Linked DNA regions of Homo sapiens: regions 2, 3 and 4 are each linked to region 1. The links are chromatin contacts, found by Hi-C or POLR2A ChIA-PET in ENCODE. All regions are on one chromosome and are shown on one strand. The core of a region is the stretch at or near the end of the contact, and the rest is flanking DNA. Distances in the headings are between cores, read along the strand shown.

Region 1 (4,893 bases), core at 669-3,168:
AAACTCATGTCTTTGAATGCTGCATGTAAGCTGCAAGGTCCCATGAAAAGTGAAGTGCTACAGCATTGGGCCACCCAGAGGGGGGTTTTTGTTTTTGTTTGTGTGTTTGTTAAGCATTTGGTGCTGGTTCCTCAGCTTGGTTTAGGGTGAAAACCACATATCCAAGTCTTCTGTATGGTATTTCCACTCTCAAGGGAATACTTTAGCACATCCTATTCACTTCTACTGGTTAGCCTGCCTCTCTCCCCAGAGCCCTGCCACTCTTGTGGGCTCCCATCCTTCCCTTGGGTGCAAGTCACTGCCAACCCACCCCGACTGGCCACTTCTGATCCCTAATCACAAGTGGGTAATAAAGGCCCCGAAACTTACTCCTCCCGGAGTGGATTTGGGTGGAGGGCCCCGAAACAGGCCCTGCAGGAAGGAGCCCAGGAAACGGCCCCCGGCAATGCTAATCTGAGCGTTTTTCCCCAAGCATATGCAACAAACCTCAAAAGGCCACCTCGGCATGCTTTCACACCCCTAGTTGAGATTGTATGACAGTCAGCAGTGTGTGTTAGTTACAGCAGGACCAGTTGTTATCTATTAGCCTCTAAGCTCCTTAAGGAAAGAAGGAAATAAACCTTTTCTCAGCATCTATTATGCCTTAGGCTCATAAACAATGTGCCAGCATTTATTCCTCACCCAACCTCACTGCCAGGAGGAATTATGACCTCCTTCTTGGTAGATGAGGAGTAAGAGGTTGAAAGAGTACCTTGTTCAGTACCAGACAGTCATCAAGTGAAGGTGGCAAGATTTGAATCCAGGATCTGATGCCAAGTCTGGCTCCCTCCTATGACACCGTGATTAATCTGTACTGTAGTTGAGTGTGAAAAGGTGGAAACTATGTGTTCAGCCATTGTACCTTCCCTTGAGCACTAACACGATTTCATGCCAGCAGGGCCTCAAAAGGATTAAAGAGAATGGCATTTTTCACCATTTTATCTCTGACAGTGCACAGCACAGTTCCTGATACGTGAAACAGGTCATTATGATATTTATTGGACATACCGAAATTGTTGGACTGATATTTTTTAAAAAATCATAGCTGTATTTATTCATTCCAAGAGCTGAAGGTGAAAGTGCCTTGCAAAGCCTTCCTGGGAGTAAGGTTGTCAGGCAGATAAAACAAGCTAGTGAAATCAGGGAAAAGATTTCCTGGACACAACTGTTCATGCCAGGCTTCCTGGCGGAACCACAGCAGGAGTTAACCAAGGGTCTACTGTGGTTATTGCCTGAGCCACACTCACAGCCATGAATCTGTGGCAAAAGCAGATGGCACTTCCGGCAGACATCCCCCAGAGGAGAGAATTTTCCATGAGGCCTGTGTATGGCAGCCAGCCATCCTGGGTTTCCTGGCATGGTCCAATTTCCCATCTTTTGTCTCAAAGTCCTTAGAAGGACATATGTATGGGGTGGGTAAAGTCCTGCTCTTAGTTATTTAATTTATTTATTTTTACAGGCAGCCTCTCAAACCAGAGTAGGCTCAGAGAGACTCCTGAGTCCTGCTTTTGAATTTGGAAAATATGGTTATAGCAGGCACGTGGAAAGTGCCTTTTATTGCCTCCCACCTGCAGATCAAAGGCAGAGGGGCCGGCCTGCCCAGGTCAGCCTGTTTCACCCGGGAAAGGGAGGGCCATCTGCTCCAGTCAGGAAGCCCTGGGGAGCCTTCTAATAGAGGAAGCCCACCAGGGCCAGAGCAGGGCTGTGTCCTAAGAATTCAACAGTCCCCGAAAAGTCCAAGAAAGTGGTAACAGGAAAGAAGCAACAGCAGAAGCAGAAACTGCTCTTTTGATCTCATTGCGCAAAGGAAGGAGGTGACCCAAGGCCTCTTGTGACACACACAGAAGCACATAGAAGTATATTTGGGGAAGTGTGTGAGAGCTCTCCCCAAAGATGTCTTCAGATTAGAGGTCAACCCTGGGTGGCTGCCCTGGGGCAAGCTGGGATGCTCTTGTGGTTCAGCTCTTTCCACACTCAGACGGGGTCACTGCTGGGTAACAATATGCCTAGCAAGCACAGGTAAACCAAGCCAAAAGCCTATTTGTTTTCTAGGATCAGTCTGTTAACCCCTCAACTCCCAGCCCAGCCAGGCAGGTCCCTATGGGTTAAGCTTTGTGCTAGGCCTCAGGAGACCTTGGGTCTCATCCCGATCCCCTAAACAGCTCTGAAGCCTGGGGCACATCACTTTTTTCCTCTGACCTCAGCATTCTCACCGGTTCAGTTAAGGAATCAAGAAGGCTAACAGAAGTTTAGAGGGCTTACCGCACACTGGCTGATCACTTTGCCCTGAAGTGATTCAACACTAAAAAAGCTCGAAAGTGTTAGTTTTCTTCAGTTTGGTAAAATCTGTGTGATTCTACACATCCTATTCATTCATTCGCTTGCTTAAACTTGTCCTGAGCATCACTATACATCAGCACTGCTAAGTAACAAACACTATTAGTGTCTCCTTATTGAGTTCCAACTAAGTGTCAGGCGCTTTAGATAGATTACCCCCACTTAATCTTCCTCACAGATCTGTGAGGCAATACCTCCATTTTTATTTATTTACTTTTCTTTTTTGAGACAGGGCTTTACTCTGTCACCCAGACTAGAGTACAGTAATGCAGTCATAGCTCACTGCAGCCTTGACCTCCCAGGCTCAGTTGACCCTCCCGTCTCAGCCTCCCAAGTAGCTGGGAGTACAGGTATGTGCCACCATGCCCAGCTAATTTTTATATTTTTTTGTAGAGATGGTGTTTCACCATGTTACCCAGGTTGGTCTCAACTCCTGAGCTCAAGCAGTCTGCCCACCTTGGCCTCTCAAAGTGCTGGGATTACAGGCGTGAGCCACTGTGCTCAGCAATACCTCCATCATTAGAGCAAGAAAAGGTTAAGCAGCTTGCTCTAGGTCATTCATCTTTCATTCTCAGTCAGTCTCCAAAGCTGGTGTTTTAATACACTAGTTCTATCCCTGCAGAGCTAAATGAGATGAGGTCATCCTCATTTCAAGGAAGTTCCAGCTAGCAACCCTGTGGTCAGAAGGCCAGGTTGCAGCCCCGAGAGTCCTGGCATTGTTCATAGGGTACATTAGGACATGTCACACTTGGAAAACCTGGCGAGCCTAGAACACATAGCAAACCATTTTTCTCTGCATGTTCCTAGCCACGGTTCTGCAGACCTAGCTTCCCACATGAATATTCTTTCTGTACCATGAATATTACAAACTACAGAAATAGTGCCCTCATGTGTCAGGAGCACAACGCACCTTTGAACTCTGGAGAAAGGCACATTTTAAACAATCTTAAAACTATGAAACACTTTTGTTTTTGCTTCTTTTGTTTGTTTTCGCTTTTGCTTTCTATGTCTTTGAAGCATGCTGGGAAGAAATGATGAAAAATTGCTAAATCTGCAGAACTCCACCCAGAGGCAAATTACTAAGTACCAGGACCTGCAGGAGAAACTAAAGGGAAGTAATCTTGGAATAGTTGGTATTCTATGAATTGTGCATCTGTGGATTCAACCAACTGCGGATCAAAATTGTGTGAGAAAAAAATTCCACAAAGTTTCAAAAAGCAAAACTTGAATTTGCATGCACTGAGTACTACATTGAATCCAGGCAAATGAAGTGATGTGTAAGCATTGCATTAGGTAGTCCAGATGTGATTTAAAGTATTTGGGAGGATATGTGTACATTATATGCAAATACGATGCCATTTTTTTTTTTTTTTTTTTTTGAGACGGAGTTTCGCTCTGTCGCACAGGCTGGAGTGCAGTGGCGCGATCTCGACTCACTGCAAGCTCCGCCTCCCGGGTTCACGCCATTCTCCTGCCTCAGCCTCCCGTGTAGCTGGGACTACAGGCACACGCCACCATGCCCGGCTAATTTTTGTATTTTTAGTAGAGACGGGGTTTCACCGTGTTAGCCAGGATGGTCTCGATCTCCTGACCTCGTGATCCGCCCGTCTCGGCCTCCCAAAGTGCTGGGATTACAGGCGTGAGCCACCGTGCCCGGCCGATGCCATTTTATATAAGGGACTTGGGCATTGATACGGTTTGGCTGTGTCCCCACCCAAATCTCAACTTGAATTCTATCTCCCAGAATTCCTACATGTTGTGGGAGGGAACCAGGAGGAGGTAATTGAATCATGGGGGCTGGTCTTTCTCATGCTATTCTCGTGATAGTGAATAAGTTTCACAAGATCTGATGGGTTTATTAGGGGTTTCTGCTTTTGCTTCTTCTTCTTCTCTCTTGCTGCCGCCATGTAAAAGGCGACTTTTGCCCTCTGCCATGATTCTGAGGCCTCCCCAGCCATGTGGAACTGTAAATCCATTAAACCTCTTTTTCTTCCTAGTTTTGGGTATGTCTTCATCAGCAGCATGAAAATGGACTAATACAGTAAATTGGTACCAGTAGAGTGGGGCGTTGCTGAAAAGATACTCAGCAAATGTGGAAAATGTGGAAGCAACTTTGGAACTGGGTAACAGGCAGAGGTTGAAACAGTTTGGAGGGCTCAGAAGAAGCCAGGAAAATGTGGGAAGGCTTGAAACTTCCTGGAGACTTGTTGAATGGCTTTGCCCAAAATACTGATAGCAATATGAAAAATAAAATCCAGGCTGAGGTGGCCTCAGATGGAGATGAGGAACTTTTTGGGAACTGGAGCAAAGGTGACTCTTGTATGTCTTAGCAAACAGACTGGTGGCATTTTGCCTCTGCCCTAGAGATTTGTGGAACTTTGAACTTGAGAGAGATGATTTAGGGTATCTGGTGGAAGAAATTTCTAAGCAGCAAAGCATTTAAGAGGTGACTTGGGTGCTGTTAAAGGCATTCAGTTTTAAAAGGGAAACAGAGCATAAAAGTTCAGAAAATTTGGA
Region 2 (4,893 bases), core at 1,942-4,441, 220 kb before region 1:
CACCATGTTGGCCAGGCTGGTCTCGAACTCCTGACCTCGTGATCCACCCACCTCAGCCTCCCAAAGTGCTGGGATTACAATATCCACCACTTTTTAATGGCCACTACCTTTTCTTTTCCATAGATACCCGCAATTGATCCAGGTGCTGGGGCGGCTGTGGGAGCTTTCTGTAACACAGGAACACATCTTCAGCAAGGCATTTTTCTATTTTGTCTGCTTGGACATCCTGCTTTATTCTGGTAAGTGTGGGTTTGGGATGTAAAAGAACTTGGGGGTGTTGATACCTGTGCTGGTGTGGTGTGGCAGCTCTCAGGTTGGGGCTTTGGGACCACTAGGTTTCTGGCTGGTGGACTTACAGGGCAGGGATGGAGAGAGGCTGGTTGTGTGAGCTGAAGCACTGTCTAGCAGGTGCCGAGATTGTAAAGGCACGGCAAGAAGGAGAATTAAGTCTGAAGGAACCTGATGGATATGAGCTGCCAGTTAAACTGTCAGATCAATTTGCACCTAAGTGATAGTGGCTGACTGTCTTACTATGTGCCTTTTACCAGGGGTTTTTAACTTTTAGCAGGATGTACTTAGAGACTTCACGCTTTAGAATGAAGGACTAGATTGCTTGAGGTGAGAGTTCCAGGCTGGTAGCTATTGGTGATTTGGAAAATAAGTTACTTCCTGATAACCTTCAAGTGACACCAAGTAGGTCACTTGAAGTGTACACACTAAACCACAGGAACCAACCTGAATTGTTTTCCCCACATGTGATCTTGAAAGGGGATGCAGACATTGCCATCAACAAAGGAAGCATGTGTGGAGAGACAGAGAAGTCCTAGGCTGCACTAAGGCCAGGAAGGATTAGTTTAAACCCCACACCTGCCTGGTCGGTACTGTGGAACTGTAGTATATATCCATAACACTCCCCAATAGGTAGGACTCAGCAAACACAGGGCAATCCAGTCATGAGGTTGTTGCAATCCACGGGACCCTCTGGATTCATACAATAATCAGAGGCAACTCTCCCTGCAGTGGGAAATTCAACTGAGAGTGACTAGGCTAGAAAGATGATCACCCACACCTACTAATAACTCTCACCCATTCCTCTCTCTCTTAGGTTTTGTTTATAGAACATTTGAAGAATGTTTGGAATTCATACACCAATACGAAAACAACAGAATCCTCAAGTTCCACAGTGGACTCCTCCTGGGACTTTATTCCTCTGTAGCTATCTGGTAACAATGTGTGGCATATCACTAAATTCCCAAAGTGAAAATGTTGAATCCCAAGGAAGAGTTCTTGAAAAATCTTTTAGAAAGTATTCATAATTTATACCTGAGACAGCTTAAGGGTGTCAGAGGATATTTACACAGAGAGACATGTTAGGGATCAACTAGTTCATCCCCCTTGGCCAAGGACAGAAAAGTAAATTTATCTCAATTACATCCATGCAATAAACATTTATCGCAAACATATCATGTTGTGGTGATACAGGGATAAATAAGAAAAGATTGCTTTCTTCAGAGGGGTGCTGGGGTTTGAGGAAGACTAATGAATAGCACCACTTGCCCACCCGGCACCTGCCCATATCTAATCACATGGATTGACAAAGCCAATGTTGGAAGACATGGCTTATATCTTCACGAAAGCGGGCTTCGTAATATTGAGCACTGGAATTAGACTTAACCCATTCAGCAGCAGGCAGTTCTGGAAAACTGTAGGTCTACTCACATGGAGGCAGGCCTCTTGTAGCAGAGAGATCAGTATCACACTCCCTGTTGGCTTCACTGGCTCTCAAGATAGAGAGAGACACGGACTGAGTTATACTTGCCCAATTCATCTCCCAAATCACCAGCAAGATCTCTCCTTATCATTGAAAGGGCAAGTAAAGCGGGGAAAGAGTTCTGGTGCTTTGCACCAAATAGAGGCCCCTTACATGGAAGGAAATTTCAGGAGTGAGGAAGCAGCATTCTCCCCGCACCCCATTAACTCATTAAGCCTAAGGCTCAATTCCTTTAACCTACTACGTTTTTAACTCAGTTAAGCATGTAGCTATTATGGTCATACCCTTAAGGAAGGAGATGAATGCTAAGGTTCTAAAATGGGTCAGAACAGAACATTCATTAAATTATTTCCATGACTATCCCCAAGACTGAAAATCGCCCCCTATTATTTTATTTCCTATCTTAATTATATGCAACCGTATGGTCTATCAGAGGTTTGTGATGAGACTAAATGACAATATGAAGACATTCCTATATAAAATGCTACAAGTTAGAACAGCTCCAAATTGGAATAGAAATCCACCCCTTCCTTCTTTCTGAGACAGTCTTGCTGTGTCACCCAGGTTGGAGTCCCGTGGTGCGATCGCGGATCACTGCAGCCTCGCCTTCCCAGGCTCAAGTGATCCTCCCAAACACCTCAGCTTCCTGAGTAGCTGGAGTTGCAGGCACATACCACCACGCCTGGCTAATTTTAATCTTTTGTAGAGATGGGATGTCGTGATGTTGCCCAGGCTGGTCTCCAACTCCTGGGCTCAGGTCCCGTCTACCTCAGCCTTCCCAAATGCTGGGATTACAGGCATGAGCCACTGCACCTGGCAAGAAATCCCCTCTTATTATTAAAATTAATGAGGAGAAATTAAAATCCAAAAATTGATTACTCTTGCCAATTAAAGTTCAAAATCAAATAACTTACCAATGTGAGTTAAAGGTTAAGGAATCTAAAGTCCAGAAATCATCCAAATTTATTTTTCTTGTCTATCTCAGCAGGAGAATTTTTTAAACAGCTGTGTCCTAGGCCAATGCTGCTCAGACTTTAGTGGGCATAAAAATCACCTGGAGGGCAGTCGGCCAGCTCTCGGGGTGCTGAGCCAGGCGGGCTAGGCGAGGCGCGGGCTGGCCCCGCCCCTCTGGCCGGCCCCGCCCCTCAAGGCCGGCTAGTCCCCTTCCCAGAGACTTGGCTAGGCGGCCGGCGCTGCGGCGCCAGCAGCCCTGTGGTGGCGACGACGATGGACCAGGACCCAGTGGGCCCTGTGGAACGAGGAGAAGCCGTCGCAGCCTCGGGAGCTGCGGCCGCCGCGGCATTCGGGGAATCTGCGGGGCAGGAAATTAAGGGATCCAAAAAGCTGAGTCATGGTCCAAAAGGAAACGTTGATGTCAGGACAACCATAGCCAAATTTTATCTCAAGGATGAGTAACGAAAGAGGCTTTGAAACGTAGAACTGGGAGTCATAGGAAAAAAGAAGAAAGTCCCAAGGAGAGTCATCCACTTTGTTAGTGGCAAAACAATGGAAGAATACAGCACAGATGAAGATGAAGTTGATGGCCTGGAGAAGATGTTTTGCCTACTGTTGATCCGATTTGGCTTTAAATATTTGGCTATTAGAAAATCATGCCGGGCGCGGTGGCTGACACCTGTAATCCCAGCACTTTGGGAGGCCGAGGCCGGCAGATCACCTGAGGTCGGGAGTTCAAGACCAGCCTGACCAACATGGAGAAACCCCATCTCTACTAAAAATACAAAAAAATTAGCCAGGCATGGTGGCGCATGCCTGTAAACCCAGCTACCTGGGAGGCTGAGGCAGGAGAATTGTTTGAACCCAGGAGGCGAAGGTTGCGGTGAGCCAAGATCGCGCCATTGCACTCCAGCCTGGGCAACAAGAGCAAAACTTGGGTCTCAAAAAATAAAAAAAAATAAAAAATAAAAAAATCATAAGCAGGCCAGGAGCAGTGGCTCACGCCTGTAATCGCAGCACTTTGGGAGGCTGAGGTGGGTGGATCACCTGAGGTCAGGAGTTCGAGACCAGCCTGGCCAATATGGTGAAACCGTGTCTCTACTAAAAATATAAAAAATTAGGCAGGCGTGATGGCAGGCGCCTGTAATCCCAGCGAGGCAGGAGAATTGCTTCAACCAGGGAAGCAGAGGTTGCAGTGGGCTGAGATCGTGCCATTGTACTCCAGCCTGGTCAACAAGGGTGAAACTCCATCTAAAAAAAAAAAAAAAAAAAAATCGGATTTTCTACACAGAAAATATTCAAAGGATTGTACCATATACTCTGAAGGTAGTTCCAAATGCAGGTAGAATATTAAAGAGGTATTTCATGCAATGTAAGAATTGTTGGAATAAATGTCTTATTTTTAATTACTTTGAAGGGTTAAAAAAAAAATCACCTGGAGAGCTTGTTAACTCAGAGATGCCACACCCCCAGAGCCTGTCTGATTCAGTAGACCTGGACTGAACCAGAGAACCTGCATTAATGAGAATCCAGGTGATACTGATGATGCCAGTCTGTGGACTACATTTTGAGCAGTACTGGCCTAAATCATCTCTCTTTGGTATTGGAACAATTTCTTCAAGCCCCAGAATCCACAGCTCCAAGTGTCTGATCTCCCTCACTTTTTAATTTAAAAAGCCAAAGTGGCCGGGCATGGTGGCACAGCCTGTAATCCCAGCACTTTGGGAGGCCAAGGCGGGTGGATCACCTGAGGTCAGGAGTTCGAGACCAGCCTAGCCAACATGGTGAAACCCCGTATCTACTTAAAATACAAAAAATTAGCTGGGCGTGGTGGTACACACCTGTAGTCCCAGCTACTCGGGAGGCTGAGGCAGGAGAATCACTTGAACCCAGGAGGCAGAGGTTGCAGTAAGCCAAGATTGTGCCATTGCACTCCAGACTGGGGGACAAGAGCAAGACTTCGTCTCAAAAAAAGAAAAAAAGCCAAAGCCAAAGAGTTCAATGGTGGCTAATATTACCTGAGTGTTTCCAAGGATTCTATTCATCTCAAGTCATCAAAAAAATTTATTATTTCCTTGCTCTGTATCACATAATTTCCTGCTTTTTTAGGGAGTGTGAAGCAGGGGTAGGCAGGAGACTACACACTTCCAGAGACCCAGGTAAAGGAA
Region 3 (4,893 bases), core at 1,004-3,503, 150 kb before region 1:
TAACACTCTCACATATTTTACACTTCCCAGGTGCTGAAATGGCATATTAAAATTGCTCTTCAGGAAAAAGACCACTGTACCTTAAACTTATCTTTCTGGGCTCTCAAATCTTATCAGGTTTATAGTATGTTTGAAGATATGTGAACCAAAATTTAACTGAAACCAGAAAAGCCAATACAATTATTACTAGAAGGACAGAACAAGAGATTGGAAAGAATACGCCTACGGTCGATGGCAATAAGAATATATTCCTCTCCTCCAAAATACAGCAAAAAATTTTTAAAAATTTAAAAATACTGATGCCTACTGAAACTACTGAAAAATACTAAATTACTCTATATGATATTATAATAATAGATATATGTCATTGTACATCTGTTGAAACCCATACAACGTACAACAGAAAGAAGGAACCCTAACGTAAATATAATGGTCTTTGGGTGATAATGATGTGTTACTGTAGGTTCACCAACTGTAACAATGTATCACTCTGGTGGGGGATACCAATAATAGGAGAGGCCATGGAGGAGACAGATGGGAAATCTGTACCTTCTGCTCTATTTTGCTGTAAACCATAACTGCTCTAAACAGTCTAACTCTTAAAAGAATACTAATGCCTGGGTCCCACCCCTACCTCCAGGAATTCTGATTTAATTGGTAAGGGGTATGGCCTGGGTATCAGGATTTTTAAAAGGCCCCCAGGTGATTTGAAACATGTAATTACTACCCAGCATACAAATGAGATGTTGGGACTTCACTTACGATGCTATTATACAATAAGACCATGCCTGAAGCAGACGAGCCACACCTTGCCTGGCATTTGATTGACTGTAGGTATAGGTATGTTCACTTGTAAAATACATTATTAGTGCACATGCATGAACCTGAACTTTTCAAAATACCAGGGCAGTGCTCTACTCAGCTTCTTAATCAATAACACACTTGTATAAGTTTACATGTCGGCAGAGAAATTACAAAAATCTACTTTATTCTGAAGACTGCACTGGCAGCCTGAGTTAACAGGACATTGGTGTCCAAAGTCCACGAATTATTCATATAACCACCCACAAGTGTGTGTGCTATTTTTTATTGTGATTTTAATGGTTTAAAATGTACTTTGGAAACAAATGAAATACGCACTAAGCATTTGGAAGCTCTAAAATGCAGCTGTGCCAGGTGCAGTGGCTCACGCCTATAATCCCAGCACTTTGGGAGGCTGAGGTGGGTGGATCGCTTGAGCTCAGGAGTTCAAGACCAGCCTGGGCAACATGGTGAAACCCCATCTCTACCAAAAATAAAAAAAATTAGCTGAGCCTCATGGCGCACACCTGTAATCTCAGCTACTTGGGAGGCTGAGCGGGGAGGATTGCTTGAGCCCAGGAGGCAGAGGTTGCAGCGAACGGAGATCACGCCACTGCACTCCAGCCTGGGCAACAGAGTGAGACTGTCTCAAATAAATAAATAAATAAACTCCAGCTGCTAGAATCTAATGAAGAGAGCTTGAAAATCACTGTTCTGCTTGGTTTTAAGAAATTCAAAGGCCAGGCGCAGTGGCTCACACCTGTAATCCCAACACTTTGGGAAGCTGAGGCAGGTGGATCACCTGAGGTCAGGAGTTCGAGACCAACCTGGCCAACATGGTGAAATCCCATCTCTACTAAAAATACGAAAATTAGCCCGGCGTGATGGCGGGCACCTGTAATCCCAGCTACCTGGGAGACTGAGGTAGGAGAATCGCTTAAACCTGGGAGGCGGAGGTTGCAGTGAGCCGAGATCGCACCGCTGCACTCCATCCAGCCTGGGTGACAGAGCGAGACTCCGTCTCAAAAAAAAAAAAAGAAATTCAAGTTTACTTCAGGGTGTAAAACCAGTCTGCTGCAGCTGGACAAACGGCCTAACCACAAACCAATCACCCAGGGGAGGGTAAATTAAATGGAGAAAGAAATACTTCGCCTTTTTTACAGCCATGGGTACTTTCGAGATATGTTTACTGTCGAGTTATCCTTTGGACACGTTTTTAATGAGATCTGAATTCAATGCTGATTTGTCCATGACAATTTCTTATTGAAAACACATTTAAAAGCTCCTCCATTGCTTCATAAAGTCCATCATTCTCAGCATGGCACACTAGGCTTTTCAAAGTAACCCTCCTTTTCCTGCTTTACATTTGGCAAAGGCTGTTGGTGGCGAGCTGGTATCAGCTTGCTCTCACTTCCTTCAACATGCCACGCAGCCAGCTTACCTCAGGGCTATACTCACACAGCTTGGAACAAGGCCCACCTCTGAAAGCTTACAGAATTTCAAGACTCCACCTGAACGTGACTTTGGTAAAGCCCTCCCTGATCTTACCACCTTTTCTTCTGCCACACTCTTCAGTAATTCTCACACGACTCTATGGCTGTAGTCTACCGAAGACACACCTTTCAGTGAAAAGCACAATCTCCCTTGCAATTAACTTCAGCTCCCCTGTTAGACTCACAACTCCTTGAGCCATGGAACTACACCTTACTTGGCTTCAGTGTGCCTAGCACCTACTACACTTCCTGGTGGTCAGAGAGCTCTCAAAGAACACTTCAAAAGGAGTGAACAGATAACACTAAATTTTTTGGATTCCTGTAAAGTGAAGTTATGATTAATGAAACATATAAGCACTATTTTTTTTCCTAAAATAAGGAAACCAACCTGCCCTTAAATGGATGCCTGACCCCAGTCAAGCTCTCTCTGGCTCCTAGAAAAATCTGGCAAAAGAGTATTGATTAATCAGCACTGATTCATCACTGCCAGAAAGAGTTCAAAGTGTAAACACTCACCCTTGAACAGAAAGTAAAATATGAGGGAGGAATGGAAACATCTGCCCCTGCTTCCTATTGAGATGCTGGCTTTATCAGAATTTTTAAAAGACAGTATCAACTGAACAATTCATTTATTGAATATATAATAAGTCCTAAGTTCTGAGTGGGATGAGTCTCATTAGATACTGTACATGGAAATATACACAAGAATGTGTACAACAAACTTTGTGTCCTACAGTGTGCAGGGTATGGCACAGTGCAGGGCATGGGAAAATGGCCCTCCAAGCAGGGAGTCAGCACTGCCTGGTCTGTATCTTATTGTTATTTATGCCACCTTATCTTCCCTAAGGTAAGTTCCTACTAAACCATCCCCCTGAAGTAGCAAATAGACTATATGTAGCTAATTAAAGTCAAAATTTGAAAAATGAAGAGGTCAGGGAATATTTTATGAAAGATGCACTTGAATTTTATCTGGTATACTGAGAAGACTCAAAATAGATTGAAAGGGCATTTTGCAGAGACAGAAAAACATGAGATGATGTTTAAAGATGAATTATGAAGATGAATTTGGCTGGAATAGAGGAAAAGTTTTAAGATGAAAAGGTAGTCTGAATTCAGATGAGCTGGAACTTGATCCTGTAGGAAGTGGGCATCACGGAGGATTCTTAAGCAGGCTTGATATAGTAACAGTGGACTTTTTGGTTGAGTTGTAAAGATACACAAAAAAGGGAGGAAAAGAAGAGACATTTGGAATAATTACTGGAAAATTTATTGGAATAATTTTTTCCCCAAAGGATTTTTGTTAGTTTCATTCTGCCTCCAATACTGGAAAAATAGAAAAATTTCCATGAGTGACTCATCTCTAAATCTTTCAAAAACAATACTACTAACAAATGAAATTATTTTTACATGTATAAACCTGCAAATTGACTTTAGATATGTGAGGGATATTTTTAAAAACTAAGTATTGCATACATTTAATTTCTTTTCTTTTTTTTTTTTTTTTGAGATGGAGTCTCGTCCTGTCGCCCAGGCTGGAGTGCAATGGTGCCATCTCGGCTCACTGCAACCTCTGCCTCCTAGGTTCAAGCGATTCTCCTGCCTCAGCCTCCTGAGTAGCTGGGATTACAGGCGCGAGCCACCACGCCCGGCTAATTTTTTGTATCTTTAGTAGAGATGGGGTTTCACCATGTTGGCCAGGATGGTCTCGAACTCCTGACCTCAAGTGATCCGCCCACCTCAGCCTCCCAAAGTGCTGGGATTACAGACGTGAGCCACCGCGCCCGGCGCATACATTTAATTTCTGATAGTAAGTAATTCTACATGATTATATCTGTCAAATGACTACTCCATGTTCCTTGAAGTTATTTTTTTAAACATCACAACCATTTTGATGGGACTCTTACTAAAATGTATTATTTTCCTTCTGTCTTCATAAAAAGATAATATGGTGAGTGAAAGTTTAAGGAGAAACATGATAGTTGCCTAGTTTCAAAGAATTACCCATAAGATAGTTATTAATTACAAAGGGGAAAAAAATAGTTACTTTAGAGTGGAGAAACATGGCAGACAACACCTTAACCAAGGATCAAAGTCAACATCACCAGCAGTGGAACAAATAAGCAGCACCTTTCTCCTTAGATCAGGTACTGAGAAGAACAGAACATTACTTCCGTGGTGTTCCTGCCAAATATGGATAGCCTAAATCATCAGACACACTTGAATGAGGGGCAATCTACTATGTAACTGGCTTATATAATATACATTAAAAATATTAATGTAAAACTTTAAAGAAAATGACTCAGGAAATGCTGCAGACTAAAGGTGATGAAAGAGACATGATGGCTAAGTGAATCACATGATTCTGGATTTTCTTCTGCTCTAATGGACATTATTGGATCAACGGGCATCATCCAAATAAACTCTATATATTAGATAACAGTACTGTTACTGTTTCAATATTCATTTCCTAATTTTGATAATTACACTGTGGTTATATAACATGATGTCCTTAGTCTTCAGGAAATACATGTTAAATTATTTATAAATAAAGGAACGGCATTTTTACTGCTTCCATGTGGTACAGAAACACATATACAAG
Region 4 (4,893 bases), core at 1,458-3,957, 150 kb after region 1:
TTTTTTTTTGAGACAGGGTCTCACTCTGTCAACCAGGCTGGAGTGCAGTGACACGGTCAGGGCTCACTGCAGTTTTGACCTCCTGGGCTCAAGTGATCCTCGCACCTCAGCCTCCTGAGTAGCTGTGACTAAGGCATGCACCATCATGCCCAGCTAATTTTTTATTTTTTGTAGAGGGAGGGTCTTGCCATGTTGCCCAGGCTGGTCTCTAACTCCTGGGCTCAAGCAGTCCTGCTAGCTTGGCCTCGCCAAGTGTTGGGATTACAGGCCTGAGCCACCGCACCTGGCCCATTTTTCAAGCTATTATTGATGGAATTCCAATCCTGTAAAAAGCTTTAGGAATGAAGCTGTTCATCTTAGAATTATTTATAATGGTGAAAAATTGGAAACAAATGAGCACCAATGGGGAATGGTTATGTAGATAGTGGAAAGCTTATTAGGCAACCTTTAAAAAGGATATTTATTAATAGTAAAATGACAAAGTAACATGAAATATGAATATATGAAATAACATGAAGTCTTAGATTATAACATAATACTAAATGAAAAAAACAATTCTTCAGGAAATTTTTTTTTTTTTGAGACAGAGTCTCACTTTGTCACCCAGGCTGACATGCAATGACGCAATCTTGGCTCACTGCAGCCTCCACGTCCCAAGTTCAAGTGATTCTCCTGCCTCAGCCTCCCAAGTAGCTGGGATTATAGGCACGTGCCACCATGCCCGGCTAATTTTCATACTTTTAGTAGAGAGAGGGTTTCACCATGTTGGCCAGGCTGGTCTCAAACTCCTGACCTCAGGCGATCTGCCCACCTCGGCCTCCCAACGTACTGGGATTACAGGCGTGAGCCACTGCACCTGCCCGTGGAAAGTTGTTATGTAAAATGATTACAGTTTATAAATAACAAAGACTTTGGTCAGCCATCTGCCATCATATTAATAATGGCTGTGTTTGAAAGTGGTATTATGGGCAATTCTGATTTTTTCCTACTTTTCTGCACTTTTATATTAAGTTGATTTACTTGAAAATGAAAAGAAAAATGATCACAAAGGCTGGGCTCGGTGGCTCACACCTGTAATCCCAGCACTTTGGGAGGCTGAGGCGGGTGGATTACCTGAGGTCAGGAGTTTGAGAACAGCCTGGCCAACATGGTGAAACCCCGTCTCTGCTAAAAATACAAAAAATTAGCCAGGTGTGGTGGCAGGTGCCTGTAATCATGGCTGCCTGGGAGGCTGAGGCAGGAGAATCGCTTGAACCTGGGAGGCGGAGGTTGCAGTCAGCCAAGATCATGCCACTGCACTCCAGCCTGGGCAACAAAGCGAGACTCTGTCTCAAAAAAAAAAAAAAAAAAAAAGAAAAGAAAAATGATCACAAAGTATCGCTCAAAACATAACAACTTTAATGGAAATAAAAATACAAGAAGAGAAACATTTGCTCATAAAGCGCTACCCCTAAGAAATCATACAGCCCTGTTCTTCCCTCTTCCCTTGGAACCCTTATCTATGGGAATACATAATTTGTAGGTAGTTTTGAACAAATGATCCAATTTTACAATGAAACATGAATATTTGAAATCTGACACTGAGGAGAGAATTAAGGAGGCTGTGGTACTTTTTAAAAAAATTTTTGTTTATTTATTTTTTTAGACAGAGTCTCACTCTATGGCCCAGGCTGGAGTGCAGTGGTGCTATCTCAACTCACTGCAACCTCCACCTCCTGGGTTCAAGCGATTCTTTTGCCTCAGCGTCTTGAGTAGCTGGTATTACAGGCGCCCGCCACCACACCTAGCTAATTTTTTGTATTTTTAGTAGAGATGTGGTTTCACCCTGTTGGCCAGGCTGGTAGCAAATTAAAGAGAGTAGTAAAACATTATATGTTGCCAGTAAATTAGCTGGAGTCGTTCTGCAGTTCAGGGTGATTGAGGTATCTCCAGTGGGTCATTGCTATAAGCACTGGGCAGTGTGAGTCCTGGCCTCACATTTGGTAGCAGGCCTTCTGTATCTGTCAACCCCCCAGGCCGGCCTCTCAGCCCTCAATGAAAGAAAGCTAATTGTAGAGTCAAGAATATGACCTGCTATAATGGTTCGATCCTGGGAGAAGGGACTCCACAGCCTGGTGAGGACCCCTCTCACCACCTCTGAGGATCAGCAAGTCTTTGAAGGTCAGTACCAAGTGGTGGTTAAGACCTGGACTGTGGATCCAGATGTGCCTGGATTCAACCCTGGCTGTAGACATTAGGCATGTTATTAACTTCTCTGAGCCTCAGTTTCCCTAGCTGTGAAATCAGAGTCACTGTGAAGACTGAATGAGAAAACTCACACGTGTGGTTCCTGGCCCAGAACAAATCTTCAACCAGTGGTTATAACTATTACTCTGTGTGTCTAGCCTATATCTTTTCTGCTGCAGTGAAAGTTAGTTATTCGATGAAAGGGAGCAACCCACTGAGGGGGATGGTCTGGGTGCCTGGATGCTGTGGTCAATGGGTCGGCATCACACCCAGCACCCTGCCCAACACAGACACCGCCCCCACCCCCCCACCCATAGCTGCTGCCACTGCCTTCCTAAGAACAGTGACTTCCTGTTTTCTAAGTTTTTACCCTGCAATGTCATCACCAGTTGTGCCTGAGCCTGGGGGTGGAGCTGGCAGCAGCAGGACTCAGGGCTCAAAGTTGGGGACTCAAAGGAAGGAAGGTTGGCGAGTAGAAAGCTGGCCACTCCTACCTGGATCATGAGCTACTGTGATTCATATTGATTCCATCAGTGCCTACAAACTGAGCGCTTACCAGGTACCAAGCCCTTCCCATTTGAGTGTCACACACCCTGGGAGGTCGCTGTGATTACTCAGTGATTACACAGTAGCAACACCAGGACTTGGATTGCAGTTGTCGCCTTCGTAGGATTCATTCTTACCTGCCGTGCTTCCTATCAAAGTGGAAACAAGCTGGACGGGGGTGAGGTTTGAAAGGCTGCCCTATAGAAATTGGAGGATCTGTGTGATTTGTGCTTCTGAAGGCAGAACTAGGTTCAAAGTTTTTTTTTTAACTCTGAAAATTAGAGCTCTCCACCAGTGATTGCTGGGTGCTGAGCTTCCTGTCACCAGAGATATTCAAGCAGAGGCCAGAAGTGCCTACCAAAGAAGAAACTCCTGAAAGAGGTGGGAAGCTCTCTATATGACAGGAACCCCAGAGGCACTGGGATAAGGTAGATTGAGAAGGGACTTTGCATCAGATGCACTCAGAAAATCTCTAGCCATGTGACCTATTGGAGCTGCAACGTCATTATCTGCAAAATAGAATTGGTAATAATTCTGCCCGTATTGTGCAAGGTTGTTCTGAGGATTAAGCCAGATCATGCAAGTGCAAAGAGCTCTCTAAACTGTATGCTTCATGCATGTGTTACATCATTATCATTTTGTGAAGTGAGGAGTTCTCAGAAAGTCTACACACTACTGAGCTCCCACTGTGTGCCAGGCACTTTGTACACACCCATTATCTCTTTTTATTTTTTTTGAGACGGAGTCCCACTCTGTTGTCCAGGCTGGAGTGTAGTGGCGTAATCTCCGCTTACTGCAAGCTCCACCTCCTGGGTTCACACCATTCTCCTGCCTCAGCCTCCTGAGCAGCTGGGACCACAGGTGCCTGCCACCACGCCCGGCTAATTTTTTTGTATTTTTTAGTAGAGACGGGGTTTCACCATGTTAGCCAGGATGGTCTCGATCTCCTGACCTCATGATCCGCCCGCCTCGGCCTCCCAAAGTGCTGGGATTATAGGCGTGAGCCACCGCGCCTGGCCCCCATTATCTGTTTTTATCTTCAAACACCCCTGAAGAGTGGGTATCCCCATCCTGGGCTGGGAAACCTGGCCAGGTTCTGTCCCCAACCGTGGCATGATGGTGTGGGAGGTCAGAGGGCCATCCCCTGCTGTCACTCCTTGTACCTGCAGAGCCTCTTAGCATGCGCCACTGTGCAGGGCACCCCACAAACTTTACCTCATTTCTCTGCACCCGTGAAATCGGTCTTGTCAAAGCCCTTCTGCAGATAGGAGAATTGACGCTCAGAGAGGTTAAGAAAACTGTTCCAAAACAAGCCAATAATGGGGCAGATTCCACATTTGAGTCTTAGAGTCTTTCTGACTCAAAGACTTATTATGTTCTTTGCTCTTCTCTAAGCCTGTGATGTGCGGGTGAGGAGGGAAAGGTGCAAATGAAACTATAAGGCACCATCTGTGCTTGCCAGAGCCAGTGGTGGGGGGCGGACTTGAAGTGGAACGTTTACAAGCCGTTGTGACTAAGTGTCAAAAGTGGGCAAAATGGCAAGGGCTGTGAAATCAGAGGTAGGTGGAAACTCCGGATCCTGAGCCCATAGGTCAGCTGCATCGAAGCCATAAGGCTAAGAGAAGTACCTGGAGTCAGGAGACCCAGGAATTCCCTTCCAGCTTTGCCACTAACCTGCAGGTGTCCTTGGTGAAGTTGCTTCATTCCTCTGATCTCAGTTTATCCACCTGTGAATTGGGCCCAAAAGTAGCCCCCTGTTTGTCTCCTGGCACTCATAAGAATCTAACTCCATCAGACACAGGAAGTCACTTTAAAAGTAGAAATTAGAGTTCAAATGAGAAGAATCCTTATTAGTTGGATGTGAGTAAGTCCCGCAGATGCCCAGCTCCGAAACAGGATTTGCTGGAGAAGGAGGTTGACTGCAGGGGAAAGGGCACCAGCGTGTATTTTCAGCCTCAGGGTATGGCAGGACCAGGTTGATTAAGGCCTGATCCCTGTTAGCAGAAGTTCATAGTCTGGCTCAGAGACAGACAGACAAACAACGCAATTCAAGTAAATCTCACCCAGAGAAACCAGATTCTGTAAGGATAGGTGCGTCTCCCCCAGGGTGCACTCTGGGGC

The links. Hi-C counts contacts between places; a loop is a spot of excess contacts on that map. ChIA-PET counts read pairs that join two places held with the same protein, here RNA polymerase II (POLR2A). Pooled maps may share reads with other maps.
Region 2: a pooled map shows a loop between it and region 1 (2.0-fold over the local background). The contact joins two enhancer-like sites. A Hi-C loop is called at or near these places in 1 of 50 pooled maps. POLR2A ChIA-PET finds 5 or more read pairs at or near these places in 3 of 52 experiments (OCI-LY7, PC-9 and naive thymus-derived CD4-positive, alpha-beta T cell).
Region 3: a pooled map shows a loop between it and region 1 (3-fold over the local background). The contact joins two enhancer-like sites. A Hi-C loop is called at or near these places in 1 of 37 single-sample maps with no recorded cell type and 5 of 50 pooled maps. POLR2A ChIA-PET finds 5 or more read pairs at or near these places in 2 of 52 experiments (OCI-LY7 and activated CD4-positive, alpha-beta T cell).
Region 4: a pooled map shows a loop between it and region 1 (2.3-fold over the local background). The contact joins two enhancer-like sites. A Hi-C loop is called at or near these places in 5 of 50 pooled maps. POLR2A ChIA-PET finds 5 or more read pairs at or near these places in 2 of 52 experiments (CD8-positive, alpha-beta T cell and HEK293).

What each region holds. Positions count from the first base shown.
Region 1 is chr1:167,598,601-167,603,493 of GRCh38, reverse strand. No RefSeq gene overlaps it. Among named protein-coding and RNA genes, the nearest start is that of RCSD1, 29 kb to the left of the region's middle. RefSeq lists an enhancer at 1,728-1,877. Within about 2 kb of position 1,918, at least 16 of the 41 ENCODE cell types and tissues checked have a DNase peak (open chromatin) inside an H3K27ac peak, as active enhancers do; they include OCI-LY7, where a contact is called at or near this core.
Region 2 is chr1:167,818,354-167,823,246 of GRCh38, reverse strand. It overlaps ADCY10 (adenylate cyclase 10), which reads left to right. Exons shown (of 33, transcript NM_018417.6): 29 at 124-239; 30 at 1,106-1,223. Among named protein-coding and RNA genes, the nearest start is that of ADCY10, 93 kb to the left of the region's middle. RefSeq lists a silencer at 2,814-2,963. Within about 2 kb of position 3,191, at least 30 of the 41 ENCODE cell types and tissues checked have a DNase peak (open chromatin) inside an H3K27ac peak, as active enhancers do.
Region 3 is chr1:167,750,576-167,755,468 of GRCh38, reverse strand. The region is part of intron 1 of MPZL1 (myelin protein zero like 1); the gene reads right to left. Among named protein-coding and RNA genes, the nearest start is that of MPZL1, 31 kb to the right of the region's middle. RefSeq lists an enhancer at 2,268-2,387. Within about 2 kb of position 2,253, at least 10 of the 41 ENCODE cell types and tissues checked have a DNase peak (open chromatin) inside an H3K27ac peak, as active enhancers do; they include OCI-LY7, where a contact is called at or near this core.
Region 4 is chr1:167,445,610-167,450,502 of GRCh38, reverse strand. All of the region lies in intron 1 of CD247 (CD247 molecule), which reads left to right. Among named protein-coding and RNA genes, the nearest start is that of CD247, 70 kb to the left of the region's middle. Within about 2 kb of position 2,707, at least 12 of the 41 ENCODE cell types and tissues checked have a DNase peak (open chromatin) inside an H3K27ac peak, as active enhancers do.